Regions from separate parts of the Homo sapiens genome. Here all the other regions are linked to region 1. A link is a contact called in ENCODE Hi-C or POLR2A ChIA-PET data. All regions are on one chromosome and are shown on one strand. Each heading gives the region's core, a stretch centred on a gene start or an enhancer-like site at or near the end of the contact. The rest is flanking DNA. Distances are from core to core; before and after follow the strand shown. Region 1 has its middle 33 kb from the start of PPP1CC. Region 2 holds the start of SH2B3 (SH2B adaptor protein 3). Region 3 overlaps SH2B3 (SH2B adaptor protein 3). Region 4 holds the start of ALDH2 (aldehyde dehydrogenase 2 family member). Region 5 overlaps LOC105369976 (a long non-coding RNA gene).

Evidence for each region. A loop is a pair of places that touch in the nucleus more often than their neighbours do. ChIA-PET counts read pairs that join two places held with the same protein, here RNA polymerase II (POLR2A). Pooled maps may share reads with other maps.
Region 2: a pooled map shows a loop between it and region 1 (17-fold over the local background). The contact joins the promoter of SH2B3 here to the enhancer-like site in region 1. A Hi-C loop is called at or near these places in 3 of 37 single-sample maps with no recorded cell type and 5 of 50 pooled maps. POLR2A ChIA-PET finds 5 or more read pairs at or near these places in 1 of 52 experiments (GM12878).
Region 3: a loop to region 1 is called in a map with no recorded cell type, with 5 times the contacts of the local background. The contact joins two enhancer-like sites. A Hi-C loop is called at or near these places in 3 of 37 single-sample maps with no recorded cell type and 8 of 50 pooled maps.
Region 4: a map with no recorded cell type shows a loop between it and region 1 (7-fold over the local background). The contact joins the promoter of ALDH2 here to the enhancer-like site in region 1. A Hi-C loop is called at or near these places in 1 of 37 single-sample maps with no recorded cell type and 2 of 50 pooled maps. POLR2A ChIA-PET finds 5 or more read pairs at or near these places in 1 of 52 experiments (B cell).
Region 5: a loop to region 1 is called in a pooled map, with 10 times the contacts of the local background. The contact joins two enhancer-like sites. A Hi-C loop is called at or near these places in 4 of 50 pooled maps. POLR2A ChIA-PET finds 5 or more read pairs at or near these places in 2 of 52 experiments (GM12878 and activated T-cell).

What each region holds. Positions count from the first base shown.
Region 1 is chr12:110,772,983-110,778,938 of GRCh38, forward strand. No RefSeq gene overlaps it. Among named protein-coding and RNA genes, the nearest start is that of PPP1CC, 33 kb to the left of the region's middle. RefSeq lists an enhancer at 3,476-3,815. Within about 2 kb of position 3,634, at least 2 of the 41 ENCODE cell types and tissues checked have a DNase peak (open chromatin) inside an H3K27ac peak, as active enhancers do; they include GM12878, where a contact is called at or near this core.
Region 2 is chr12:111,402,725-111,408,216 of GRCh38, forward strand. SH2B3 (SH2B adaptor protein 3) reads left to right here and starts at 3,199. Exons shown (of 8, transcript NM_005475.3): 1 at 3,199-3,553. It overlaps LINC02356 (long intergenic non-protein coding RNA 2356), which reads left to right. Exons shown (of 4, transcript NR_187522.1): 4 at 414-586. RefSeq lists an enhancer at 406-655 and silencers at 2,678-2,837, 2,958-3,537.
Region 3 is chr12:111,428,975-111,435,027 of GRCh38, forward strand. The region is part of intron 2 of SH2B3 (SH2B adaptor protein 3); the gene reads left to right. It overlaps LOC124903019 (a long non-coding RNA gene), which reads right to left. Exons shown (of 2, transcript XR_007063462.1): 2 at 3,510-6,053. Among named protein-coding and RNA genes, the nearest start is that of SH2B3, 26 kb to the left of the region's middle. RefSeq lists enhancers at 1,760-2,069, 5,991-6,053. Within about 2 kb of position 1,322, at least 12 of the 41 ENCODE cell types and tissues checked have a DNase peak (open chromatin) inside an H3K27ac peak, as active enhancers do.
Region 4 is chr12:111,763,635-111,769,601 of GRCh38, forward strand. ALDH2 (aldehyde dehydrogenase 2 family member) reads left to right here and starts at 3,299. Exons shown (of 13, transcript NM_000690.4): 1 at 3,299-3,462. The coding sequence starts at 3,349. RefSeq lists an enhancer at 2,758-3,527 and a silencer at 2,987-3,306.
Region 5 is chr12:110,077,982-110,083,832 of GRCh38, forward strand. It overlaps LOC105369976 (a long non-coding RNA gene), which reads right to left. Exons shown (of 3, transcript XR_945334.2): 3 at 4,716-4,832. Among named protein-coding and RNA genes, the nearest start is that of C12orf76, 32 kb to the left of the region's middle. RefSeq lists a cis regulatory region at 1,444-2,274 and enhancers at 1,536-1,615, 1,756-1,885. Within about 2 kb of position 1,895, at least 19 of the 41 ENCODE cell types and tissues checked have a DNase peak (open chromatin) inside an H3K27ac peak, as active enhancers do; they include GM12878, where a contact is called at or near this core.

The sequences.
Region 1 (5,956 bases), core at 2,384-4,883:
TTCCCCCCACATCCCTCTGTGCCCGAGCTATCTTATCTGTGTTTTACTCTCTGCTCTTTCTGGCTGCTTGTAGTTAGAAGAGAAGTGATCTCCTTGAAATGAATGAAGCTGGAAAGGGAGCTGGAACTTAAAGCAGCTTTAAGCTGCTTTAACAAATCTCTGTTTGTCAGAGATTACAGTGCTCCTGCTCTGTCAGTAGCTTCCAGACGTTGCCGTGGCATTTGTAAACTGTTGTGGTGCTGGTGGGAGTGTCTTTTAGCAGCTAATGCATTATATTAAAACACACACACACACACACACACACACACACACACACACACACACACACACACAGAGGGGTGAAGTCATTTGCTCAAGGTCACATGGCCAGGAAGCAGCCATTGCTGCTATATCTATCTATCTATCTAGACAGATATAGATAGATAGATATATAGTTTTTGGTTTGTTTGTTTTGAGACAAAGTCTCACTCTGTCATCCAGGCTGGAGTGCAGCAGCACAATCTCAGCTCGCTGCAACCTCCACCTCCCAGGTTCAAGTGATTCTTCTGCCTCAGCCTCCCAAGTAGCTGGGATTACAGGTGTGTGCCACCATACCTGGCTAATTTTTGTATTTTTACAGGTCATAAAAACCCCACTGATAAAACAGGATGCAGTAAAGAAGCCAGCCAAAACCTGCCAAAACTAAGATGACAATCAAAGTGACTTCTGGTCATACTGACTGCTCCTTATACACTAATTATAATGCATTAGCTTGGCCAGGCACAGTGGCTCATGCCTGTAATCGCAGCACTTTGGGAGGCCAAGGCAGGCAGATCACCTGAGGTCAGGAGTTCAAGACCAGCCTGGCCAACATGGTGAAACCCCATCTCTACTAAAAAATACAAAAAATTAGCTGGGTGTGGTGGTGGGTGCCTGTAGTCCCAGCTACTCGGGAGGCTGAGGCAGGAGAATGGCGTGAACCCAGGAGGAAGAGCTTGTAGTGAGCCGAGAATGCCCCACTGCACTCCAGCCTGGGCGACAGAGCAAGACTCTGTCTCAAAAAAAAAAAAAAAAAAAAAAAGAAACTAACACTTACTCTTCAAATGTAAACTCCATATTAATTCAGAGCAGGGGCTGGGCCTTGCAATGGGTAGGGCAGAGAAGCAGGTATCGAATTGTCTGATTGGTTTCTCCTCTGGCCCCCAAACTAACAAAACAACACCCCCACCCCCAAAAGGCTGTGGATGAGGACGGGCACAGTGGCTCATGCCTGTAATCCTAGCACTTTGGGAAGCTGAGGTGGGCAGATCACATGAGGTCAGGAGTTCAAGACCAGCCTGGCCAACATGGTGAAACCCCATCTCTACTAAAAATACAAAAATTAAGCTGGGCACGGTGGCTCACACCTGTAATCCCAGCACTTTGGGAGGACGAGACGAGCGGATCACGAGGTCAGGAGTTCAAGACCAGCCTGGCCAACATGGTGAAAACCCGTCTGTACTAAAAATACAAAATTAGCCAGGCGTGATGGCAGGCACCTGTAATCCCAGCTACTCAGGAGGCTGAGGCAGGAGAATCACTTGAACCTGGGCAGCAGAGGTTGCAGTGAGCCAAGATCGAGCCACTGCACTCTAGCCTGGGCGATAGAGTGAGACTCTGTCTCAAAAAAAAAAAAAAAAAAAAGCCAGGTGTGGTGGTGCACACCTGTAATCCCAGCTACTCAGGAGGCTGAGGCAGGAGAATCACTTGAACCGGGGAGGTGGAGGTTGCGGTGAGCCGAGATCATGCGACTGCACTCCAGCCTGGGTGACAGACCAAGACCCAAAACTCCGTCTCAAAAAGAAAAAAAAAAAAAAAAAAAGGGCTGTGAATGAGATGGGCTTGTATTATCCCATTGGAACCTGGCTTTTCCAGGACTTTCTTCTGACTATACTCATCTCTGAGGCGGGTCCCTGTGAATGGTTTTCTTGTCCTGTCATCCACAGGGTTAATCCCTTGAGGGATGTGTTCAGATTGCTGCTTGGCTGCTTCCTGGCTGTGTGACCTTGGGCAAATGACTTCACTTCTCTGAGCTTCAGTTTCCTCCTCTGCAAAATGGAGGTAAGAATAGTGCTTAGCTCATGCAACTGTTGTGAAGGAATGGAAGAGATAAGCAATGGGAAGTGTTTAGCCTGCAACCTCATCTTAGAGCACCTGATACAATCGAACTATCATTACCATTCTCAGATAATTTTTTAAAATAGTGTCTCCTCAAGCAACTGTTTAGAACAGCGCTATCCATTAGAAATAGAATTCAAGGCCGGGCACGGTGGCTCACGCCTGTAATCCCAGCACTGTGGGAGGCCAAGGCGGATGGATCCCTTGAGGCCGGGAGTTCGAGACCAGCCTGGCTAACATGGTGAAACCCCCTCTCAACTAAAAATACAAAAATTAGCCAGGTGTGATGGTGGGCGCCTGTAGTCCCAGCTACTTGGGAGGTTGAGGCGGGAGAATCGCTTGAATCTGGGAGGCAGAGGTTGCAGGGAGCCAAGATCTCGCCACTGCACTCCAGCCTGGGCAACAGAGTGTGTTTAAAAAAAAAAAAAAAGAATTCAAACCACATATGGACTTTTAATTTTTCCAGTAGCCTCATTAAAAAAGCTGAAGTTAATTTAAATGATATATTTAATTTAACCTGATATATTTTAAAAATGACCATTTTAACACGTAATCAATATAAAGAAAGCATTCTGGTCGGGCACAGTGGCTCATGCCTGTAATCCTGGCACTTTGGGAGGCCGAGTCGGGTGGATCACCTGAGGTCAGGAGTTCAAGACCAGCCTGGCCAACATGGTGAAACCCCGTCTCTACTAAAAATACAAAAATTAGCCGGGCACGGTGGTAGGCACCTGTAATCCCAACTACTTGAGAGGCTGAGGCAGTAGAATAGCTTGAATCTGGGAGGTGGAGGTTATAGTGAGCCAAGATCATGCCATTGTACTCCAGCCTGGGTGACAAGACAGTCCATCTCAAAAAAAAAAAGAGAGAGAGAAAAAAAAGAAAGTATTTCAAGGCTAGGTGCAGTGGCTCATGCCTGTAATCCTAGCACTTTGGGAGGCCAAAGTGAGAGGATTGCTTGAAGCCAGGAATTTGAGACCAGTCTGGGCAACATAGTGAAACCCTGTTTCGAAAGAAAGAAAAGAAAGAAAGAAAGAAAGAAAGGAAGGAAGGAAGTAAAGAAAATTAGCTAGAAGTGATTACACATACACAAGTCCCAGCTACTTGTGAGGCCATTACAGCTTGGGTGACAGAGTGAAACCCTGACTCATAGAAATAAGAAAAAAAAGAAAGAAGGAAGGAAAGAAAATGAATGAAAGAAAGAAAGAAAGAAAAGAAATTAATTTAGCACCATAGGAAAGGTTTTTTTTAAAAAAGCATGAGCTATGTTATCCTCTTTTTTTTTTTTTGTATAAGGCTACAAAATCTGGTATTTTGCACTTATATCCCATCTCAGTTCGGACAAGCCACATTTCAAGGGCCCAAAACCCCATTTGGTGAGTGGCAGCCATATTGGATAGAGACAGCCCACCTTCTCTGGTTTTGTCTCTGCAGATAGCCAAGGAAACCTAATTATGCATCCAACTCTCTGGCCCATTGGCTGAGTCACCTGCCGGGAAGCTTTCAGAATATTTATAGGTAACTGATCTACAGAAAACAGAAAGTGATACCATCTCCAGCCCCCACAACCTTTCTTCAGTCTCAAGTTTGCCGTCTCAGCTACTGTTTTCTAGAGGCCCAGTGGGAAGAGTATGCAAAGTGGCAGTAAAGTACATATGTAAACGTGTAGGCAAAAGGCTGAGAGGATTCTTACCAAACTACTCACAGTGGAAAATAAGAGTAATGTCCAAGCAGAGTTTAGTTTTGTCAGTCATGCCCTAATTTTGTTTTTGTTTTTTAGAATGTATTCATTCACATATTACTTGTGTAAGTGAAAGTCAATTGATATATATATAGAGATAATAGTAAAGAAAAGTAACCATGATTTGCGGTAAATCCCCAAGAAGTTTAATGGAAAGCAGTGAGTGCAGAGATTACAAGGTGGACTCTGGGGCCGGCTGCCTGCCTTTGCATCCTAGCCCTGCTGTCTACTAGCTGTGTGACCTTGGGCAAGGTTCTCTTGCTTTCTGGGCCTCAGTTTCCTCATCTATAAACTAAGGATAATGATGGGACCTATGTTACAAGGTTGTCACAATGATTTGATGAGCAGGTGTAAGGTGTTAAGATGGGATCTGGAACACAGAGTCTCAGCTGTAATAACTAAAATAATTAGTATTATCACTGTTTTTGGTGGAAGAGTAAGTAGCAAGAAACTCTCTTGGTGAAAATACAAGAGCTGCGGTGGCTCACGTCTGTAATCCCAGCACTTTGGGAGGTCGAGGCGGGCAGATCACTTGAGGTCAAGAGTTTGAGACCAGCCTGGCCAACATGATGAAACCCTATCTCTACTAAATATAGAAAAAATTTGCCAGGCGCGGTGGCGCACCCCTCTAGTCGTAGCTACTCAGGAGGCTGAGGCAGGAGAATCGCTTGAACCTGGGAGGCGGAGGTTGCAGTGAGCTGAGATCACGCCACTGCATTCTAGCCTGGGCGACAGAGCGAGACTCCATCTCAAGAAGAAAAAAAAAGGAAATAATATGCTGGAGTGAGAGCTGCAAGACCAGCTGCTAAGCCTGGATCTGCCATTACCTAATTTGTGTAAACTTGGGCCTCAGTTTTGTACTAATTCTAACAACAACATACATTTTCTAGTCCTTACTATCATTTCGGAACTCTACATGTCTCGTTTCATCAGATCTTCACAACACCCCTCTGAGAGAGAGATACTGTTGTTGTTGTTGTTATTATTACTATCTTGAGACGGAGTCTCGTTCTGTCGCCCAGGCTGGAGTGCAATGGCACGATCTCGGCTCACTACAACCTCTGCCTCCCGGCTTCAAGTGATTCTCCTGCCTCAGACTGCCGAGTAGCTGGGATTACAGGTGCCCGCCACCACACCCAGCTAATTTTTGTATTTTTAGTAGAGACGGGGTTTCACCATGTTGGTCATGCTGGTCTCGAACTCCTGACCTCAGGTGATCCCCTGCTTCAGCCTCCCAAAGTGCTAGGATTACAGGTGTGAGCCACCACGCCTGGTCGAGATACTGTTATTATTACCATTCTATAGATAAGGAAACCGAGGCTCAGAGAGCTGACACGGCTTGCCCAAGTCGGCAGCTTCTAAGTCCCAGGAAAGGGATTTGAACTCAGTGTTGTCTAGCCGACATGAGAGGCTGAGGCAATGCTCTCTGCACCATGCAGCCCCATGTGTGAGGTCTTTTCCAGCTTTGCTTTGTCTGTGATGCTGGCAGTTGAGTTGCATGATAAGAGCTAGGAGTTTGGGGTTGGAGTACAGGTTCTTTTGAGCTTTTGGACCCTAGAGTTCTTTCATCTGTATAATGGGGCCAAGAACAATGCAGTGCCCTGAATTTGAGTTTTGTATTTGCTTTTGTTTTTGTTTTTTTGAGACAGGGTCTTGCTGCATCGCCCAGGCTTGAGTGTAGTGGTGTGATCTCGGCTTACTGTAACCTCCACCTCCTGGGTTCAAGCAATTCTCCCACCTCAGCCTCCTGAGTAGTTGGGATTACAGGTGCCCACCACCATGCCAGGATAATTTTTGTATTTTTAGTAGAGAAGGGATTTCATCATGTTGGTCAGGCTGGTCTCGAACTCCTGGTCTCAAGCAATCCACCCACCTTGGCCTCCCAAAGTGCTGGGATTACAGGTGTGAGCCACCATGATTGGCGCTGAATTTGAGGGTTTTCTTTCCAGCTCTCTCCAGGGCTTTCTTTAGACTTTCTTCCTCATTTTGTCTCATCTTTCCAAACACCTCACTCACAAGATCACTTGAAGATCACAGGAAGCCAGTGGAAGGTATCTGAGATGATTAAACAGCACCAGG
Region 2 (5,492 bases), core at 1,949-4,448, 630 kb after region 1:
ATCTCGGCTCACCGCAACCTCCACCTCCCGGGTTCAAACAATTCTCCTGCCTCAGCCTCCTGAGTAGCTGGGATTACAGGCATGCGGCACCACACCTGGCTAATTTTGTATTTTTAGTAGAGACGGGGTTTCTCCATGTTGGTCAGGCTGGTCTCGAACTCCCGACCTTGGGTGATCCGCCTGCCTCGGCCTCCCAAAGTGCTGGGATTACAGGCATGAGCCACCGCGCGTGGCCTGTAATTGTTATTAATCCTGTGAGTCTCCGGCTTTCTGGAACTTGGCCAGCAGGAGGTGTTGGTGTTTTTCACAGCAAGAAGGAAGGGCGGTTGGACCTGCTCCCCTAAGACGGCCTGGCTTGTTTCCGGGAGCTACGGATCAGTCATGGGAATTTGAATAACCCTTTCTCTCCTTAGGTCCCAGTGACCTGCCGAGTGGGAAGAGCCGTGGCTGGCCGGCCTCCCAGTGGCGACGACGACCTCGCTGTGTTCGTGGCAGCGGCACTCTCAAATCTGGGCACGGTGATGGGAAGGTTATTTGTTGGAATCCCTTTGCCTTTCCAAGGGAAAATAAACACAAAAAGTGAGAAGTCTTGGGGTCTCAGCGAGCGCCAAAACAAAAAACTGGACTCTGGCGGGGATGTGGGCAAGAAGCGACTAAGCGAGGAAGGAAACCAGTTTGGGCCTCCGAGAAATCTGGCAGGCGAGAAGGTTTGAACCGTGATTAAAAAGGGGAAGAACCACAAGTCCCAATTTAAGTCAGCAGAGCTGCTGTCTGGGCAGTGAGAGGGAAAGTGCTTGTGGCTGGCAGATTTCAGCAGCCATTTGGCATTGGCTGGGTACCGGGCTGCTCTGTGGGTGCTGCCTGGCAGCTGCATGGCTACAGACAAGTAACTGTTCTCTCTTGGCCGCAGTGTCCCCAGGTATAAGAAAGTGATCAAATAATATGGGATGATCCATTCAGACTTTTTTTTTTTTTTTTTTTAGAGACAGAGCCTACCTCTGTCTCCCAGGCTCGAGTGCAGTGATGCAATCTTGGCTCACTGCAGTGTCCACCTCCCAGGTTCAAGCGATTCTTCTGCCTCTGCCTCCCCAGTAGCTGGGACTACAGGTGCGTGCAACCATGCCTGGCTAATTTTTGTATTTTTAGTAGAGACAGGGTTTCACCCTGTTGACCAGGCTGGTCTCAAACTCCTGACCTCAGGTGATCCGCTGGCCTCAGCCTCCCAAAGTGCTGAGATTGCAGGTGTGAGCCACTACACCCGGCCTCGTTTAGACTTCATTGACATTCCCCCACCCCACCCCTCTTCCCACATCCTCAGATGCCGTGTGAACAGCTTGAATCCCACACTCCACAGGTCCTTCTCCTCACAACCCTCCATGGCACCCTACTGCCTTCAAAATAATTCCCAAAGTCCCCACCAAGACCTTCAAGACACCATGTGATGGGCCCACCTTTGAAACATCATCTCTTACCAGTATAGGTGTCACCACTGCCTTTATGACTTTATTCCAAAGCACCACATGTATTCCCACCTCAGCACCTTTGCACATGCTGTTCCTTTGGCCTGGAATGCTCTTCCCTCAGACGTTATAGCACCTGGATCCTTCTTGTCATGGAGGGTTCTAAGCTCACATGTTAGTTCCGCAGAGGTGTCCTTCCTGAGCCCTGGATCTAAGACATCCCCTTCCAGCTCTCCATCCCGTAACTGTTTTGTCATTGTCATAGCTGATCCCACTTGCTTATTCGTGCCTTATGTCCCCCCACTAGAATATCAGCTCCACGCAGGCAGGGATATCTGTGTTGTTCACTGCTGTGTTCCCAGCGCCTAGAACAGTGCCTGGAAATGTGCGGAAAGCAGATTTTTGTGGCCTTTTTCTTCAAGGTCATTGGACACCAGGAATCCTGTAGCAGACCGCTCCCTTCCCCCATCTACTCGGAGTCTGGAAATCCCCACCTTCTGGGGAACCCCTTCCTGTAGTTCTAAGGTCAGGACTGGGGCCGATTTGTTTAACACAGAGAGCTTCCTGGAGCCAAGCCTCGAGCTAACTGCTTTAATGCATTAACTCACTTAATTCTCACTGCCAGGAGAGTGGGTACACATTATTTCCATTTCATAGGCAAGGAAGTGGAGAGGTACGGAGAAGTCAAGTCATTTGCCCGGGTAGGAAGAGGGGGAGGCAGTGGAATGGAGACACTTGCTGCCTGGGAAGACTCGAGGTGGCCCCTCCAAGCTGGGGGCGTGGGCGACTTGTTTCCTGTTGGGGGAGGGGGAGAAGAGTACATTCCTCCCTCCCCGCCCTCCCACATGTTGGGGGAGAGGCTGGCTGAGAGCATGTCCCACTCCGGACTAGGGGGAACCCCACTGTCCGTCTCAGCTCCCCATGAGGCCGTGGAGAAAATGTAAGTAGCCCGGGGGCGGGCAGGGGGGTGGGCGCAGAGGCCACGGAAGCCAGCGGTCGGAGAGGGCTTCCTGGAGAAAGATGCACCCCTCCTAGAATTGGGGGACAGGACGGGCGGCCGGAGCGAGGCTGGGCTATACGGGCACCGGCTGTAGCAAAGGCAAAGCTGAGGGCTGGGGCCAGAACCCAAATCGGGGGCCTGGGGCCGTGGCGGGTCGGGTCAGCATGATCGCAGATAGTCAGGGTCGGGCAGGGCTGGGCTCCCTCCCTGGGGCGATGATGAAAGCCGTGGTCGCTATTGCACCGCCCAGCCCTGCGGGCACTGATAAGGCCCTGCAGGAGGGAGTCAGCAAGGGCGCGCCCCCTGGAGGCCAGGCCCCTCGACCCTGCCCGCCCTAGGCCCCGCCCCTTCATCTGGCCCCGCCTCCAGGCGCTGAGGCACCTGGTGACCTGCCGGCGTTGAGTGGGTGGGGCTAAAGTCGCCCCGCCCCTCCGATCCTCACTTCTATCTTCAGACTGTGGGACGCGAAATCGGGTGGGCACGTGGTGGGCGTGGCTTCGCAAGGCCTCGCCTTTTTCCGGACCCGCGCCAGGAGAGCCCTCCGACCCTGGCAGCCGCGGACTAGCGGGATTGGTAGGCGGGGCCAGTCCGGGCTCCGCCCTCATGGCCCGCCCCTCCAGCCGAATCTCCGACTCGCGCGCGGCCTGAGGCGTGGCTCCTGGTGGCCCCGCCCCTGCCCCGCCCCTGTCGCGGCCGGCCTCCCCCGCCGGGCTCCGCTCGCACGGCCGGTTCCTCTTTACATAACGGCGCGGGGCGGCATGGGCCCGGGCCACCGCCTCCGCCCGGCTGCCCGCCCGGACTGTCGCGGCCCGCGGTGGCGACGGCGGCCGCTGCAAAGTTTCCCCGGCGGCGGCGGCCCGGGGGCGCATCCTCCCGCAACTGTCAAGCGCTGGCGGCGGAAATGATGAGGCGCTGGCCATTTTCCGAGCCCGGGTTTCCTGCCTGAGCCCCGCTCGAGCGAGCCGCGAGCGAGGAGCCGGCGGGCGGGAGAGGACGCGCCCAGGGCGGGGGCCCGCCCGCCCCCTCGGGATTTCGAGGGCCCGGGGGCGCGCGACGCCATGGGCCGGCCGGGCCCAGAGCTCCTGTCTCTCAGGTGAGCCCGCGTTTGCCCGCGCTCCCCTCCTCCGGGGCCGGGAGGGCTTTTGTGGGGAAAGAGGAGGCCCCGTGTCCAGTTCTGCCCGGGCTCTGCGCGTCACCCCCAGCCCAAAATACTGCCCTGCAGCCAACTCGGATGGAGGCGTTCCGGGGTGACGGCTCCCAGCGCCTACGACCCCCCACTCAGCCACTACCCCCACCCACACACGTGTTAGGGAGAGCGTTGGGGTAACTGAGGCCGTGGGATGGGGGAGAGGGCATCGCTGACGCCCCCAGCCCACCCTACGGTAGCCTCGCCGGTTGGGGGCGGCCCTCCCCTCAACTTGTGCCTGGGGAGGAGCGGTCAGGGGTCACCCATTGCTACCCTGAAAGTGAAAGTAGTCAAACTGAGGCTGTGAGCACAGATGAGCCCTTGGGTGTGGGGGCAGCGGGGGAGGATGCGCCGGCCCCTCCCCACTCCCCATTCCGGGCCATGTGGCTAAGAGGGTAGCGCCCTGATTCAGGAAGCCCCTCTCCCCAGTTCCTGCACTGCCGAGGTCGACCGGGCCAGGCCCCCGCATGCTGCTGAATTGGGCGGTTCACCAGGGCTAGGCGTCCCAGAGACAGGTTTCTGGTATTGATCCTCTCACACCTCTTGCCTGGGGTTCCCTGGGAATCCCCCGACCAAAAAACGTCTGGAGTGGGTGTTGGTCTTCTAGATCCGCACGGTAGGGATGGTATTTCAGAGGTCTCTGATGCCTGGTGCAGAAATCCCCTTCCCTCCCTTCCCTCCCTCCGGCCAGGGGAGCTTTGTTTTGAGGGAGGGGGACTGCATTTGAGGAACTGGAGAGGAGGGTCTGCCTGCCTGTCCCGCTTCTTTTTTTCTTTAGTTTCCTCATTCTCCTGTTTCTCTTCCCCATTCCCAGCCACAATGATGTAGGTGAGGAGGTCACTGCCTGCAGCTGGGGGCCTCCAGGGAGGGGCACGGCCAGGCTGGGCTGAGTGGGAGGAAGTGAAATCTGGTGGGGGGTTCAGAGCAGAGGCCCCGGCAAGGCAATGTCGGCAAGGCCAGCTTTGGTGGCAGGAGGGACCGAGATCTGACCCGCAGCCCCTCGCCGGGGAGATGACAGTTCCCTAACACCGGCTAGCAGCCAGGCCTCAGGGCCCCTGCCAGGGCAGTGGGCCTGTGGGTCTCCAGGGATGCAGGCGCAGGTTGTGTCTGGGTTTCCCATCACTGACCTGGCTGCCTGAGTGGAAACAGCTCTGGAGGCTCCTCGGGACCTGCCCTCGTGGAGGGAGAGCCGTCAGAGGCCACCTGGGCAGGCTGGGCTCGGAGGATGAGAGCCAGGGCCTACTGGGGGAAGTTGGAAGGGTTTTTAGTGCACTTTTCCTGAGCCTTTTCCCACTACCCCCTCTGGGAGGGAAAATCCTTCTGAGCCAAAGGGTGAGCATTCCTAGAACTTTTGTGAGTCCCTGTGGGCCACAGAGCGGCCAGCTGGGAAGGGGCTGGCTCAGAGCATCAGCAGCTGGGGGCTCAGGGTCTGCAGGGGCTCAGCAGGAAGTGGAGGAGGATAGTGAGGAGGGTCCTGGAGACTGTGCTTTGCTACTCCTATTGCCTTCGTTCAGCTGAAGGCGTGGGCAAGTGACTCTGCCCTCAGTTTCCCTCTGTGTAAAATGGGGGAGTAACAGGTTTGCAGTGGAGATTTAATGAGCCAGTGTGTAATGAGCACCTGCTGCCTGGCAAAGAGAGGTTCAGTTGCAGGTGGTGGTGGTGGTAGTGGTGATTTTATCATTGCCTTCATTAGTGTTACTGTTATTGGCTATGAGGTGTTCCTTCAGTAGTCTCCCTTGAGCATCTCTTGCATACATAGCACTGGAATTTCCTGGGTCTTTGGGAGCAGAATTTTGAAGATCTGGGCACTTCCTTAGCTATAAGGCCTTGCTTAACTGCCCCACCT
Region 3 (6,053 bases), core at 72-2,571, 650 kb after region 1:
TCCGCCGGAGGCCTGGCGGTTTCCTCTCGGGGCAGGAGTGCGAGGAGGAGGAGGAGGAGGAGGAGGAGGAGGAAGAGGAGGAGGAGGAGGAGGAGGGACGGCAGGAAGCCGCCTCGGGCTCTGACAGGCGCGGCCCTGGCCTGCCCCTGCCCTTCTGAGCCTGTGACCCGGGGGAAGGCACTTTGCCCTCCCTGTGCCTCAGTTTACTCAAGTAAAAATAGCTGAATGATGGCTCTGGCCCCAGGATCAACTGAGTGCTGTCTGGGAAGCACCTAGAGCTGTGCCCAACACAGCCAGTGTTCGCTGGGGCCTGCAAGGCTTTGCTGCTGCAGGCATCACTGGCGTTGTCATTTTTATTTATTATTTATTTATTTAGAGACAGAGTCTCGCTCTGTCGCCCAGGTTAGAGCAGAGTGGTGTGATTTTGGCTCACTGCAACCACCGCCTCCAGGGTTCAAGCAATTCTCCTGCCTCAGCCTCCCGAGTAGCTGGGATTACAGGCGCCCACCACCACACTCCGCTAATTTTTCTGTATTATTAGTAGAGACGCGGTTTCGCCATGTTGGCCAGGCTGGTCTCGAACTCCTGACCTCAGGCTGTCCATCTGCCTCGGCCTCCCAAAGTGCTAGGATTACAGGCGTGAGCTACCGCGCCCGGCCCATTTTTATTAATTGGTTTTCATGTGACAGGCACTGTGTCCGCCACATCCCATGGAATCCTTATCACAAACCCCGGAGGTGGGGACAGTGATGAAGCCATTTCACAGCCAAGAAAACTAGGCACAGAGAGGTCCAGAAACTTGCCCGAGGCCCCAGAGCTGGTAGGTGGCCAAGGCAGGAAATGAGAGTCCCTGGTGGGTCTGCCAAGGCCGGGGGGCACCAGGGGCAGGGGGTTTGTGTTTAGGCCCCAGAACAGGCAGAGAGAAAGCACCCACCCTCCACCGTCAGAACGAGCCTGTATCCCGGCAAGCAGGGCAGACTGAGCCCTGGTCTTGGCAGGCAGGCAGAGCTCAGGTCCTGGCGGGCACACAGGCTTAAGAAGCCGGTTTTTTCCTGGGCCCACGTCTCCTGGGGGACCAGCGGCAGAGGCTCCTGGGGTAGGAACGGAGGTCCCATCCTCACTCTGTCCTGGGCTGCCATGTGACCCAGGTAGGTCCCAGTCCTCTCTGAGCTATGAAGTGGGTGCCTGCAGTGGCCTTCTGGGAGTGATGGGGAAGGCGGAGGGGGTTGGGCAGGGCTCCTGCGGCCCCAGCCACACACACTGCCGCCCCATCTGCCCCCTTATTGGGGTTCCATGCAAAATCGTTTTTGAAAAAGTGCTTTGCCGCTTAGAAGAAACCCCCGACCGCGCTGAAACCACGGGGGCAGATGGTATCGGGGCGCTTCCTTTCAGCTCAAATTCTGCGAATCCACAGCCTAGAAAGTGCCCTGAATCCAACAAGGGGGGAGGTAATTAAGTTATTATGGTCCATCCCCACCCCGTCCTGCTTACCAGGCCTGGCTGCTCTTACTGGCTTCTTGGAAGTTGGTGTGGTATTTTTTTGTTTTGTTTGTTTTCGAGGCTGGTATTGAGATGAGACCATTGTGGGGTCAGGGCTGTGGGCTTGGAGGTTCAGGGTCAGGGTCCAGGGGCGAAGGGTGGACGCTGGAGAAGGGCAGATGGACAGGGTCAGGTTCAGATCTTGGCTCTTGTATCCTTGCTGTGTGGCTCTGGGCCAAGAACTTGGCCTCTCTGCGCCTCAGTGGCTCATTACAGAAAATGGGATGCCAGCACTTGCCTTAGTGGGTTGTTTTGAGCCAACTGCAGGCTCAGGGAGTAGCTGGCATGATGTGTTCCTACCCTGAAGGGCAGAAAAAGGGGAAGGAGGCCACCAGATCCCACAGGTGGGTCCCCAGGGTCCCTCCCCGGGATGGGCAGCAGCCTGGCTGCTCCCCACAGCAACCCCTGGCTGGCCCCATTGGCGCTGCTGGAAATCCCCCACCCAGTTCTTTGTGAATGGAAAAGGAAACTGATTGCGCTAGAAGAGGTCTCCGAGTGCCGGCCGGGGGTGGGTGGCGGGGGGGGCTTCCTCTCCCAGTGCAGGAGGGGCCACCTCAGCTTCCTTTCTGGGGCCCCATACCCCCTTTTTCCTATCTCCCCTCTGAGTTGAGGAGGAGGCTGTGGCCCCCGCCCACTGTTTGGCCTCTGGAACCACTGGGTGACAGTGTACATCGGGGCGATTAAGGGCCACCTGGCCTCTGGACCTCCCTCGCTGTGGCTGCTGCCTGGGACCCCCCACCCCATGCCTGACTCGAACCCCAACCTCAGCTCTACACACAGGGGCACCACTGTAGGAGGAGAGAGAAACCTCTCTCTAGGGAACCACCTGGAAGGGGGCCCTGCCCTGTCTTCATCTGGGTACCCCATGTAATCTAGGAAACTGTCTTTAACTTGCCGAGGGCCTCCATGTCTGAGTTCCTAATGTTTTTTATTTTGCTTTTTCAATTAATAAAGCTCATGGCAGAAACTATTTAAAGAAAAAAAAAAACAGTAACAGAAAAACCTCCCACAATCTCACTACCCAGAGAGAACCAGCATTTCCATTTTGGTAGATGTCATTATTGTCATTTTTGTTTTGTTTTTGAGACTGGGGGACACTGCTCTGTCCCCCAGACTAGAGAGCAGTGGCGCCATCTCGGCTCATTGCATCCTCAACCTCCTGGGCTCAAGGTGATCTTCCCACCTTAGCCTCCCAAGTAGCTGGGACTATTTAATGCTGCTATTAGCATAGACATTAGCAGGACACCATGCCCTGCTAATTTTTAAGTTTTTTTGTAGAGACAAACTCTCACTATGTTGCCTAGGCTGGTCTTAAACTCCTAGGCTCAACAGTCCTCCCGCCTAGGTCTCCCAAAGTTCTGGGATTTACAGGCGTGAGCCACCACCACACCCAGCCTCTTCTCTGTCTTTAACTTTGCCTCCGCCTCCAAATTCCAATTCCTTCAGCAATTGCTGGGAAGGGATTACTTTTTGCACAATTCTGTCTGGAGCCCCTTGCAGGCAGGAGCTTGTGGACAAAAGCTTCAGCCTTTGCGGGCCTGGCATTCCTCATACTATTTGGTCACCTGCTTTTTTCACTTTGTGTCCTGAACATTTTTCTGTATTCTTTTTTTTTTTTTTTTCCACCTCCTAGGTTCAAGCGATTCTCGTGCCTCAGGCTCCCGAGTAGCCAGGATTACAGGCATGTGCCACCACGCCCGGCTAATTTTTGTATTTTTAGTAGAGACGGGGTTTCACCATGTTGGCCAGGCTGGTCTCGAACTCCTGACCTCAGGTGAGCTGCCTGCCTCAGCCTCCCAAAGTGCTGGGATTACAGCCACCGCGCCCAGCCCATTTTTAACTTTTTTGCTGGTATAGATGACCCTGGGATGAACACCTTATGTCAGTCTTGGTGCCCACTTCTGATGATTTTCTTCTGCTCAGTTCCTAGAAGGGGAGTGCTGGGTCAAGGCTTTTATGAGCACTTCTGATCCGTTCTTGCTCTCAAAGCTTTATTGAGATATAATTTACAAACCATAAAATTCGCTTGTGTAAAGCGTATAATTCATTGGTTTTTAGTATATTTACAGAGTTGTGCAACCCTCACCATAATCTAATTTTAGAACATTTTCGTCATCAAAAAAGGAAACCTTGTACCCATGAACAGTCACTCCCCATACCTCCCTCCCCAGCCCCTGGCAACCACTCATCTCTTTTCTGTCTCCAGGGATTTACCTATTCTGGACATTTCACATATGTGGAATCAGACTATGCAGCCTTTTGTGTCTGGCTTCCTTCACTTAGCATCATGTTTTCCAGGTTCACCGAAGTTACAGCATGTATTTTGTTCCTTTTTATGGCTGAAAAATACTCCATTGTATGGACTTGCCACATTTTGCTTATTTGTTTATCACTTAATAGACATCAGGTTATCTCCACTTTCTGGCTGTTATGAATAATGCTGCTATGAACATTCGTGGACAAGTTTTTGTGTGGATCTGTGTTTTCATTTCTCTTGGGATACATCTAGGAGTGGAATTGCTGGGGCATACAGTAATTCTATGTTTAATTACATTGGGCTGGGCACGGTGGCTAACGCCAGTAATCCCAGCACTTTGGGGGGCTAAGGCAGGTGGATCACTTGATGTCAGGAGTTTGAGACCAGCCTGGCCAACATGGTGAAACCCTGTCTCTACTAAAAATCAAAAATTAGCTGGGCGTGGTGGTGGATACCTTTAATCCCAGTTACTCAGGAGGCTGAGGCAGAAGAATCACTTGAACCCAGGAGGTGGAGGCTGCAGCGAGCCAAGATCATGCCATTGCACTCCAGCCTGGGAAACAGAGAGAGACTCTGACTCAGAAAAAAAAATGACTATATATAAAATAAATATGACTGCCAACCTGTTTTCTGAAGCAACTGTACCATTTTATATTCCCACCATCATTGCGTGAGAGGACTCCAGTTTCTCCATGTCCTTGCCAATATTTGTTATTGTCTGTCTTCTTGATTGTAGCCATCCCAGCCATCTTAAAGGGTGTGAAGTAGTTTCTCAGTGTGGTGTTTTTTTTGTTTGTTTGTTTTAAACGGGGTCTTGTTCTGTCACCCAGCCTGGAGTGCAGTGCAGTGGAGTGCAGAGGCAGCTCACTGCAGCCTCAAACTCCTGGGCTCAAGTGATCCTCCCACCTCAGCCTCTTGAGTAGCTAGGATTACAGGCACACACCACCACACTCAGCTAATTTTTGTTTTTCACTACACTACGTGATGTGGTTTTTTGTTTTGTTTTGTTTTGTTTTTGTTTTTTGAAGAGCTGGGGTTTCACCATATTTCCCAGGCTGGTCTCGAACACCTGGATTCAAGCAGTCCTCTCACCTCAGCCTCCCAAAATGCTGGGATTACAGGTGTGAGCTACCGGGTTTAGCCTCAGTGTGGTTTTGATATGCATTTCCCCAATGGAAAATGGTGTTGAGCATCTTTTCATCTGCCTAATAGCCATTTCTTATTCTTTTGATACATTATTTTTGAGTAGCCTTCCAGAAAGGTCATACGCATATATCTTCTTGTCACCAGTGGTGCCAGCACTGGGTATTATTTTAAAAACCTTTGCCACCTTCTGGATGAAAAGTGGTTATCTTATCCTAAGTGTGACCATTTCTCTTTGTTAAAAGTTGAGATATGATTCATATACCATAAAATTCACTTGTTTAAATTGTACAATGCATTGGCTTTTAGTATATTTAAACAATTGTGCAATGATCACCACTATCTAATCCAGAACATTTCTATCACCCTAGAAAAAAACCTTGGAGCAGTCAGTCCCCAAACTCCCTGCCTCCAGCCCGTGGCAACCACTGATCTTTCTGTCCCCGTGGATTTCGACTGTTTCTCTTCTGTTCCTTGGTCATACACATTTCTTGTGATTTATCAGGCTATTTACTCAGCATGTTTGTCTCCTGCACTGCTTGCCTTTTTCTTGATTTGTGAACACTACACGGCACGGATATTAGCTCTGTCCCATGTTGCAAATATTTCCCTGGTTTCCGATTTGACTTTTCAATTTTGTTCCTGCATTTCTTGACCTATGGGGGTTTGCAAGTTCCAGGCAGTAAAATCCAGTGATCTTCGCCTTTATGGTTTTATTCTTTGCTTTTTTACCTTAGAAAGGCCTTTCCCCACCCAGGATCAGATAAATAATTATTTAGGTTTTATTCTAGTTCTGTCTTGGTTTCCTTTTTCACTTTTAATTATTTAATCCAGCTGGCTTTTGTTATGGGTGGCTGGTGTGATTTCCTGTTGTTTTGTGATGTCAGTGAGAGGCTGTGTGTCAAGGCCTGTGACATGGTAAACGTTCAGTAAACAGGAGCTAAAATGATAGTAATGAGAGTCCGTGCCGGGTGGAGCTCAGAAGGACATGGGATTCCCGGTGCTGTGCCGTGGCTGGAGGAGGACCTGGCCTGGCTGTGCCAGTTGGCTGGGAGCCCCTCCACCCCAGAAGCCCTTGCTCTCACCTCTTCTTCTGAATCATCGTTCTTCGAAG
Region 4 (5,967 bases), core at 2,049-4,548, 990 kb after region 1:
CTGTAATCCTAGCTACTTGGAAGGCTGAGGAAGGAGAATCGCTTGAATCTGGGAGGCGGAGTTTGCAGTGAGCCAAGATAGCACCACTGCACTGCAGCCTGAGTGACAGAGCTAGACTGTGTCTCAAAAAAAAAAAAAAAGAAAAGAAGTTTAATGGACTTATAGTTCCACATAGCTGGGGAGGCCTCACAATCACGGCAGAAGGCAAGGAGGAGCAAGTCACGTCTTACATAAATGGCCGCAGGCAGAAAAAGAGCTTGTGCAGGGAAACTCCCGTTTTTAAAACCATCAGATCTCGTGAGACTCATTCACTATCAAAAGAACAGTGCAGTAAAGACCTGCCCCCATAATTCAGTCACCTCCCACCAGGTTCTTCCCATAACATGTGGGAATTGTGGGAGTTACAATTCTAGATGAGATTTGGGTAGGGACGCAGTGAAACCATATCAGTCAGGCATGGTGGCATGCACCTGTAATCACAACTACTCAGGAGGCTGAGGTGGGAGGATCAATTGAGCCTGGGAGGTCGAGGCTGCAGCGAGTTGTGATTGTGCTACTGCACTCCAGCCTGGGTGACAGCGAGACCCTGGTCTTGGGGAAAAAAAACAAGAAGACTTAGAAAGCTACAGTGATGAAAACAGTGTCATACTGGCACACGCATACAGAGATCAATGACACAGAATATACAGTAGTTCAGAAATAGCTACTTACAGTTACTTAGTAGTAAAAAGATGACTGGCAGGATGTATTTGTGCCATATATGATAGACAAAATGTTAATTGCCTGGATACATATAAAGCACCTACAAATCAATTTCAGAAAGACCAACAATCCAATAGAAAAGTGAGCCAGAGACATGAGCAGCTAGTTCATAGCAGAGGAAACATGCATGACTTCATCTAGGCAGAGATGCTCAAGCTCACTCGTAAAAGAGAAGCAAATTAATGTGGTAGTGAAATGCCACTTTTTCGTCTCTCAGATTAGCAAAGCTAAAAAAAAAATCCTGAAACTTCTACTGGTGAGGGTGTAAGGAAACTCAGACATGACAGGTAGTGGGGCATAAATTAAACTTCTTTGGAGGGTAATATATCTGTATTTAAATTGTAAATATTCTTTGTTCCATTTCTACTAATTTCTTTCTTTTCTTTTCTTTCTTTTTTTTTTCTTTTTTTTTTTCTTTTTTTTTTTTTTTTGAGACGTAGTCTCACTCTATCACCCAGGCTGGAGTTCAGTGGCACGATCTCAGCTCTTGGCTCACTGCAACCTCTGTCTCCCAGATTCAAGCAATCTCCTGCCTCACCTTCTGGAGTAGCTGGGATTACAGGCACTGCGACCATTCCTGGCTAATTGTGTGTGTGTGTGTGTGTGTGTGTGTGTGTGTGTGTGTGTGTGTGTGTGTGTGTTTAGTAGAGATGGGGTTTCACCATGTTGGCCAGGCTGGTCTCGAACTCCTCACCTCAAGTGATCTACCCGCCTCAGCTTCCCCCCCAGAGTGCTGAGATTACAGGCACGAGTCATGGTGCCAGCCTCATTTCTATTAATTTCTTAAGCAAATCAAGAGCATACATTGTGGCATTGTTTGTAGTGGCAAAAGATTGGAAACAACCTAAATGTCCATCATAGGAAATTCATGAAATAAAACTACCTCATGTATCCAGAGGAATACCATGAAACTGTTGAAGAGAATGGGGACATAGTCCTTGTGTGCTGTGACAAAACGATCTCCACACACAGTATTAAGGGAAAAAAAGTACCTGGCACGGTGGCTCATGCCTGTAATCCCAGAACTTTGGGAGGCCGAGGTGGGCGGATCACCTAAGGTCAGGAGTTCGAGACCAGCTTGACCAATATGATGAAACCCCATCTCTACTAAAAATACAAAAATTAACCAAGTGTGGTGGCATGCGCCTGTAATCCCAGCCACTTGGGAGGCTGAGACAGGAGAATCGCTAGAACCTGGGAGGTGGAAGTTGCAGTGAGCCCACATGGTGCCAGCCTGGGCAACAAGAGTGAAACCCCATCTAAAAAAAAAAAGCAAGGCGCCATTGGGAAGGGGAAGTGGGGCCTGCATGGCTGAATTCAGAGAAGGAAGGGAGTCTTGGTTATCAGATTATCTCTGCAGCTGATCTCCAAACCTATTTCCCTTCTTCCTGGCACAGGGGCCACTCATTTCCCAGACTCTTTTGCATGGAGGCATGGTTGTGTGATTGAAATCCAGCCAGGCGAGCAGGCTCAGCCCACAGAAACCTCCCATGGGCCACCCCCATGCCTTTTCTTCCTCTGGTTTGTGTGGAATGGTGCTGAGCCCCCAGGGCGACTTTGGTGGAATCTGGTGTTGAAATCAGAGTCCCACCGCCGGGCGCGGTGGCTCACGCCTGTAATCCCAGCACTTTGGGAGGCCGAGGCAGGCGGATCATGAGGTGAGGAGATCGAGACCATCCTGGCTAACACGGTGAAACCCCGTCTCTACTGAAAATACAAAAAATTAGCCGGGCGTGGTGGCAGGCGCCTGTGGTCCCAGCTACTCCGGAGGCGGAGGCAGGAGACTGGTGTGAACCCGGGAGGCAGAGCTTGCAGTGAGCCGAGATCGTGCCACTGCACTCCAGCCTAGGCGACACAGTGAGACTCCGTCTCAAAAAAAAAAAAAAAAAAAAGAATAAGCAAATCATGCAAATCATCCTGTTCTAAACTCTGAACCGCTGCTTCCAAGACCGTCCCTGCCCTTGCCCTGGCCGCCTCTCTCCTTGTTAACTGGGCTCCATTCATTCTTTCCATTTCTCTAACACGTGCCAGGTGGTCTCATCTCCTGGCCTTTGCCCTTGCTGTTCCCTGTCATCATTCAGGTCTCACTTGTCATTTCCTGACCATGGTACTTATAAAAGCAGTGCCGTCTGCCCCATCCATGTCACCTCGTTCATCTCCTTCACCTCCGAAATGATCTCGCTTTTGGGTTTACGGCCGGTCTCTTCACCTGGAGCATCAGCCGGGAAGGTCAGGGTCGCCCTGGCTCGGGCCTGTTCACATTGGGGTCAAAGGCACACATTGGGGGCTCAACCAAGGCGAGCTGCGTTCGCGGGGCCGGGTCTTTCCGCACAGGCGGAGGGCGGTGGCGGGCGCGGAGGCGTCGCGCGAGCCAGGGGGCAGCCACGGGCCGGGGGTACCTAGCGCCACCCGCTTCGCTTGCATCAGCTGCGCGCCCCATCCCGAGGAATGGTAGAGGCAGCCCCGCCCCCGGCCCGCCCCCGCCTTTCCATTGGCTGCCGCGCGGGGCGGGGAGCGGGGTCGGCTCAGTGGCCCTGAGACCCTAGCTCTGCTCTCGGTCCGCTCGCTGTCCGCTAGCCCGCTGCGATGTTGCGCGCTGCCGCCCGCTTCGGGCCCCGCCTGGGCCGCCGCCTCTTGTCAGCCGCCGCCACCCAGGCCGTGCCTGCCCCCAACCAGCAGCCCGAGGTCTTCTGCAACCAGGTGAGCCCACCGGCCGGGCTCGCGCTTTGTTTTCCGGCCCGAGTCCCCCGCAGGCCCCTAGGAAGGCCCCGCGCCGCCGTGGGCCTTAGTGTACTCATCTGGGGCTCGAGGGGTTTGCAGAGGCTGACCTGGAAGCACATCTGCCCCCTCCTCTCCTGCAAGCATTTTAGCCCCTTCGCCGCCTCTGACAGTCCCCGTCCCATTTCCCCGTGACTTGGGCCCCCTCTCCGTCTTCGCCCAGCCTCGGTCTGTTTTCCAGGGCCAACTCTCGGGGTTCCGTTCTCCCCATGGTCCTTGCTTTCGGGTCTCCGCAGGGTCCCCACCCTCACCCACTCAGAAGACGCGACCAAGTCCCTCTTTGCAGGAACTTTCCTGTCTTTTCCTTAGTCATCCCCTTTACCCCCTGACTCATGCCCTCATCCAAGGAGTTCAAAAGGAAAAACCAGGAAAGAGGTGATTTGCAGCCACGTTCTCCAGTTCACCATGGGCGAGGCCACGCTCGGCTGCTTCCATTGCTGGGAGTAGGGAATCCTGGAGGACCTTCGGCCCCAGGGGGCCGACCCCAAGGGGTGTCTGCGGCTTCCAACGCCGGCTTCGACCAAACCAAGGAGGAGCTTTCCAGGATAAAACTGATTCCTGTGGTCCATTTATTGATTGCTCAATCAGTAATACTTTGGAATATTTTTTGTTTTGATCTTTGAGTTTGGTTAAAGTTCTAGACTTCACAGAGGCTGAAATTGGTTATGAAAGAGTTTGTTTTGTTTGTGCCAGTGCATGTTGGCTGCCTTCTCTGACTTAAGCTTTTTCTCCTATAAATGGAAAGGCGCTCTGAGGGTTAGGTTCACACAGGCCCTCATCAACCAGTCACTTCATAGTTAATCACAGCTCCTGTCCTGTCTGCACAGCCTTTGTGCAGCACTGTTCTAAGCGTCTACCTGTTTTGCAATTTAAGGTAATTTTTACAACAGCCTCAGTAGGAAGGGACTGTAATTCTCCATTTTACAGATGAAGAGACTGAGTCACAAAGAGGTTTAGTGACTCACCTAAAGACCAAAGTCAGTGGCATAGTTGGGGTTCACAGCTGAACTTCCAGGAGTAAGCCCCTAACCAGAACATTCCATGGTATGTTGTGACTCTGGGTGGGAACAAAGGGACCACCGATCCTCTGGGACTATTGCTGATTTGGGATGCTGTAGAGCTGGCTCCTAGCCAGCTGCTTTCAACAGCACACCTGCTGGTCTGGCCCTGAGTGTGGCTGCAAATCTGGATATAGGTGATGGGTAAAGGCACATGCGTGTGATTTTAGGGGATGTTACAAAGGTCATTTGCAAGGGAATTTTTAAAAGGATAAAATAAAATCTTTTGCATAACACAAGCTAAAAAGGCAGCAGCTATGGCTCCCTTGGCAGCCTGTGCAAGTTCATGCTTGGAAGACTTGAGCATCAAAAGATCTAGCAGAGGCCAGGTGCAGTAGCTCATGCCTGTAAATCCCAGCATTTTGGGAGGCCGAGGTGGGATGATCCGTTGAGCCTAGGATTTCGAGACCAGCCTGGGCAACATAGCAAGACCCTGTCTCTAGTCTCTACTAAAAAAGTAAATTAGTTAGGTGCGGTGGCACATGCCTGTAGTCCCAGCTATATGGGAGGCTGAGGTGGGATGATCCCTTGAGCCTAGGATTTCGAGACCAGCCTGGGCAACATAGCAAGACCCTGTGTCTAGTCTCTACTAAAAAAGTAAATTAGTCAGGTGCGGTGGCACATGCCTGTAGTCCCAGCTATATGGGAGGCCGAGGTGGGAGGATCACTTGAGCCTAGGAGTTCGAGGCTGCAGTGAGCTATGATTGGGCCACTACACTTAGTCTGAGCAACAGAACAAGACCCTGTCTCAGAAATGTCCTCAAGGAACAGCCATCGCCCTAGGAACCCTTCTGGCCACAGGATCTGATTAAAATCTTTATCCTTTATCACATGCAGATGAGGCAGCTGGGTCCAGATATGCACCCAGGCCCATAGGTAACACATCCTGTTCTCCAGATTTACTCTGTGGGTGTAGGCTGGAGGAGCCGAGTCAATTCCCTGTGGCTGCTTTTCTTTATCAGACTTTTTGAGATCATTAAAGTAACACATGCCCACTGTATAAAATTGCAGAGGACTGACTTACAACTCTCTGGACATGGTCAGTCAAGGTGATTCATGCCTGTAATTCCAGCACTTTGGGATGCCAAGGTGGGAAGATCGCTTGAGATTAGATGTAAGGCTGCAGTGAACTATGATTGTGCCACTGCACTCCAGCCTGGGCAATGGAGCAAGAACCCATCTCTTAAAAAATAAATAAATAAATAAACCTCTCTGGATACCCCATTTTACTCCCTCCAAGAGCACTGTGAACAGGTGGGTGTGTCTCTTGTAGACATTTTGTTTGCATTTACAAGTGCCTGCAGCAAGAGAGAGAGAGAGAGAATGCAAGCACACCAGACTTTTTTTTTTTTTTAACATAAATGAGATG
Region 5 (5,851 bases), core at 645-3,144, 700 kb before region 1:
TAGAAATGCACTCACTTCTACTCATTACTCATTGGTCAAAACTAATCACTTAGTCCTACCCAACCACTAGGGAACCAGGAAATGCAGTTCCCGCATATATCCCCCATGTATCCAGAAACTGCAGAAGCAGAAATATTTGGTGAACAGCGCTAATGACTATTGCATCTTCTCCCTGGGAAATTTCATCCACACACATTGTTTTAAGAATAATCAAATGCTAAATGCGAAGCAGGTGGGAGGAGGGGGTATATATGTATATTATATGTTTAATTATGCATGGAATATAACTGGAAACAGGATCTACTATATAATTTGCAAGGCCCAGTGCAAAATGAAAATGTGAAGTCCGTTATTTAAAAGTTAAACATTTCAAAATGGTGACAGCAAAGCATTAAACAAATTCAGATTCCTTCTAAGTGTGGGTCCCTATATGACTGCACAGGTCCCATGCCCATGAAGCTAGCACATCTGGAAGGCTATACAAGGTGGTCTCTGGGAAGCGAGCTGAGGCTGGGGGAATTAGTCGGTGTTTGACGATTTATTTATCACCCTGCTTGTATCTGAATTTTTTCTACCATATGCGTTCATTACTTTTTTTTTTTTTGAGACAGTTTCACTCTTGTTGCCCAGGCTGGAGTGCCATGGCGCGATCTAGGCTCACCGCAACCTCTGCCTCCCGGGTTCAAGCGATTCTCCTGCCTCAGACTCCCGAGTAGTTGGGATTACAGGCATGCGCCACCATGCCCGGCTAATTTTTTGTATTTTTAGTAGAGACAGGGTTTCTCCATGTTGGTCAGGCTGGTCTCAAACTCCCGACCTCAGGTAAGCCACTGCACCCGGCCTGCGTTCATTACTTTTTAAATCACTGAACGCTAAATCTGTATCTCCAGACCATATCTGAATTCTGTGCATAGTCTATGAATCTATGAACCTATATAACCCACAGACACTTCAAGTCACATCTTCAAAATGAAACGCTTTCCCACAAAACAGTGCAAGTAAGGACTAATGAGAGGAGAGAGTGGAGACAGGCATGGACTATTTCTTCTATAGTCTTGGCTAGGAGGAAAAAGAGGTAAGAGGCCGGGTGCTGTGGCTCATGCCTGTAATCCCAGCACTTTGGGAGGCCGAGGCGAGTGGATCACCTGAGATCAGGAGTTCAAGAACAGCCTGGCCAACATGGCAAAACCTGTCTCTACTAAAAATACAAAAATTAGCTGGGTGTGATGGCGCCCGCCTGTAACCCCAGCTACTCGGAAGGGTGATAGAAGAATCACTTGAACCTAGGAGGTGAAAGTTGCACTGAGCCGAGATCGCGCCACTGCACTCCAGCCTGGGTGACAGAGCGAGACTCCGTCTAAAAAAATAAAGAAAGAGAGGTAAGAATGGTCTTTAATGGAGTCATGGGAAAATGTGTGTGTGTTGCAAGGATGTAGAGAAGATGGAACCATTTGAGCCATTCAAAGATTTTGATAGACTAAGTGGGATGTTGAGAATGGTGGTCTCTGTTTCTTTGTGAAGTAGGAAGCCACGTGTGAAGAAATGGGGATTGGGGATTGAATGGTGGATTTCTTAGTCATGTGTGTGTATGTGTTTACAATTTACAGAAAATCAGGTGACATTCTTCAGCAGAAAAGGGAGGTTTTTCTGAGGAAACACTTATCTCACAGAGCTCAAGTGCAGGAAATGTGGCCCAACCTCATGAGAACCTATTAATAGAATCAGAAACTAAACTGTCCTGAGCTGAAGTTGCTCTTTCAGTTTGAAACTGCGTGGGCCCGCCTCTGTTTGTCTCTCTGTGCGCCCATTGTGAGTCTCTGTAAACAATGGATTCCTCTGTTTCTCCCAGGGCACGTGGTCCAACACTGCCTTCAAGGTTAGGTGTCCACAGTTCGAGTGCAAGCCCAGATCCACTATCCAGTTCCGGAATTCAAGGGGAATGATTGGCCTAGTTATTTATCCCTAGTCCAATCAGCTATGGCTGTGGGCGGGGCCACAAACAAACATGGCGTCAAGCGCTGACGTCCATGAAGGGAGAAGACAGGGAGAAAGGAGGAAGAAGAAAAGGAAGGAGCGAGAGAGAGAGAGAGAGAAAGAAGAGAGAGAGCTCTCAGAGAATAGAGGCTAGGGGACTGCTGATTAAATACCCCAATTCCCTCAGGTGGGACAGCACTGAGGCAGGTCTAGGCAGTCTCCAGGGGACCCTAGTGGGACAGAGCCCAGATGCCCACAGCGATGACCTGCCCTTCCTTTTTTAATTCCACCCCCCTCCGCTCCCACCCCCGAGATGGAGTCTCGCTCTGTTGCCCCGGTTGCAGTGCAGCGGCGCCACATCGGCTCACTGCAACCTTCCCCTCTCGGGTTCAAACGATTCTTCTGCCTCAGCCTCCCCGAGTAGGTGGGGATTACAGGCGCCCTCCACCACGCCCGGCTAATTTTTGTATTTTTAGTAGAGACAAGGTTTCACTATGTTGGCCAGGCTGGTCACGAACTCCTGACCTCAAGTGATCCAACCACCTCAGCCTCCCAAAGTGCTGGAATTACAGGCGTGAGCCACCATGCCTGGTCGTGACCTGCTCTTTAGTGCTTCCTGTGTCGATTGCCTTCCCTTCCCTGCCTCCCTTCCCCATGCCTCTTCCTGGGTCACCTCCCAACAAACTACATTCACCTGAACCTCGTCCAGCCGTTATGTGCTGGTGTTAAGGAGTCTGTCTGGAATTTTCCCTGAGAGCAATAAGTGGGTTTATAAACAAGGGTGTGGCATGATCTCATTTGCAACTCAGAGCACTCTGGCTGCACCCTGGAAAATGGGCAGAAAGGGCAAGAGTGGAGACAGGGTCCTGCCCAGGGAAAGGGTACAGTGACATGGAGGGGGACTGAAGACAGCTCCTTAAAGGACACCAACATCAAGGAGACTAAGCTGAGGCACTAGGGAGGAGAGGAAGACCAGGAGACAGTGAGTATCCAGAGGCCACGGGATGAACACTTCACAAGTAAGCCGGTGGCCAAGGAGATATTAAGAGCGATGGTAAAGCTGTGAAATTAAAGCCGCTCTAGTAAGGGACCTGACAGATAAATTACTGGAACAGAATGGAGTCAAGTATTAAACACGAAGATAGGTGGAACCCGGGTGTGGTGGCTCACACCTGTAATCCCAGCACTTTGGGCAGCCAAAGCAGCAGGATTGCTTGAGCCCAGGAGTTCAAGATCATCCTGGGCAACAGAGGGAGGCCCTGTCTCTACAAGATATAAAAATAAATCAGCCAGTGGTGGTGCACGCCTGTGGTCTCAACCACTCGGGAGGCTGAGGTGGGAGGATCGCTTGAGCCCGGAAGGTCAAGGCTGCAGTGAGCCATGTTCATGCCACTGCACTCCAGCCTGGGCAACAGAGTGAGACTCTGTATGCAAAAAAAAAAAAAAAAAAAAAAAAAAAAAAGTAGGAACTTAGTGTGTGATAAAAACATTTAAATCAAGGGAGAAATAAATTCCTCCAGATAGGATCTTTAAACAATTGGCTACTCATTTAGGGGAGGTCCGAGGGAGAGGAAAATGTACTCAAACTTTACAGATTTGAAAAGATGTGTAACTTTTCAAAATATAAAGTGATAGAACTGTCATAGGTAAACTGAGTCCTTTCCTTATTTTATATCACTTGCAAAGAAAGAACACCAAAATTGGAAAAAAAAAAAAGGCCAGCTGGATTTATTCTCTGGCCAGAGAAGGAGAAGGAGTGACCTCTCACTCCAGAAACACCTCCTCCTCCCCAAGCTGTGGAAAGCTGGAGAATTTTAAAGAGTTAGATATGGGGTGGAAAGGTTTGTAAGTCTGTGCAGGGAGGAACTTTAGATGCGCAGGCACAAACCATAAACATGTGTCTTCATACGATGCATGGTCAGAAAATAGTAATTTTCTTCTATGGGTGGGGATTTTAGTATTATAATAATAAGTTAATGATCTAAAGATAACAAGGAGTCCCTGATTCTGGTTTGCTCTGGTTTCCAGCAGGCCTTACCTTCCTCTGATAATTGGTGAAACATTTTGAAGCTCCCAGGGCATCTAGAGTCCTTGTAAACTAGCATACCTAGAGGTAAAGAGACTGAAAGAAACTGTTTAAGAAATGACATAGAGCTTTTGCAGTTATCGACCACTTAAGAAAATAATGAATATTCAGCTGTTTTGCTCTCTCAGCTATTTCTCCAGGACTGCCCCAACAAGAGTCTCCAAAAGTGAGCAAAATCAGCTACACAAAATGGGACATGCAAGTTACCATTCTATTTGTATTGCACACATTTTGCATTAAAGATAGAAAATGCAAACAAAGATAACTGGACACCCTTTGAAATTACTCAACTGATGATGACACCTCACTCTCCTCTACCTGGCTGGTGTTCCATACTTCTTCCCACAGACTCTGTGAACATGTCCGTACCAGCGGGGCTTTACAGCCACGATACAAGGCTTTTCTTCTTTTTTTCTTTTTTTTCTTGAGATGGAGTCTCGCTCTGTCGCCCAGGCTGGAGTGCAGTGGCACAGTCTTGGCTCACTACAAGCTCTGCCTCCCAGGTTCACGCCATTCTCCTGCCTCAGCCTCCTAAGTAGCTGGGACTACAGGCGCCCGCCACCATGCCTGGCTAATTTTTTTGTATTTTTAGTAGAGACGGGGTTTCACCGTGTTAGCTAGGATGGTCTCGATCTCCTGACCTCGTGATCCGCCCAAAGTGCTGGGATTACAGGCGTGAGCCACCGTGCCTGGCCAAGGCTTTTCTTCTCTGTCGGGTGTGCAATGTTCCAGCCGTGGTTCACTGTGGTTTCTTTCTTGATAACTGCCATGACTAAAACAACATGTCAAAGCAATATTATTTTCCTCTATATTTCTCCAGGGCTATTTCTCAGTGAATGTGCCTTTTTAACTCTCTCTTGCTTCCTTCTCATCACCTAATTCAGAATGCTTTTTCTTTTCAGACCGAGTTTCGTTCTTGTTGCCCATGGGAGTGGAGTGCAATGTCTCAGCTCACTGCAACCCCCGCCTCCTGGGTTCAAGTGATTCTCCTGCCTCAGCCTCTCAAGTAGCTGGGATTATAGGAATGCGCCACCACGCCTGGCTAATTTTGTATTTTTAGTAGAGATGAGGTTTCTCCCTGTTGGTCAGGCTGGTCTCGAACTCCCGACCTCAGGTGATCCCCCTGCCTCGGCCTCCCAAAATGCTGGGATTATAGTCATGAGCCACTGTGCCTGGCCCAGAATTCTTAAAATAAGTTGATCAAGAGTCTATTGCCTAGTGATGTCAGAGGGTTAGCAGAAACCCCCGTGCCTTGGTATCTAAAAATGTTTTTCTTTTAGTTATGCTAAACTGGTGCTGCCTAATAGGGTGGCTACTCACCCCATGTGGCTACTTCAATTTAAATTAATTAAAATGAAATAAAATTTAAAATTCACTTCTTCAGTTGTACAAGCCGTATTTCAATAGCCACATGTAGCTAATGGCTACCATATTGAACAGCAAAGACATACAGAACTTGCCTACCATTGTAGAAAGTTCAACTGGACAGTGCTACAACATCTGTGGGATAGAAGAAAAGGTGAGTTTAGTTGCAAATAAGCAAGTAAGGTAAGGGTAGTCCCAATCAGATAGATGGCATCTATTTTGTGTGAAGTCTTGTGCTCACGCCCATAGTCCCAGCTACTTGGGAGGCGGAGGTGGGAGGATCACTTGAGGCCAGGATTTTGAGACCAGCCTGGACAACATAGCAAAATAAAAATAAAAAATATTTTCTTTTCCTTTTTCTTTTTTTTTTTTTTGGAGACACAGTTTCGCTCTTGTTGCCCAGGCTGGAGTGCAGTGGTGCGATCT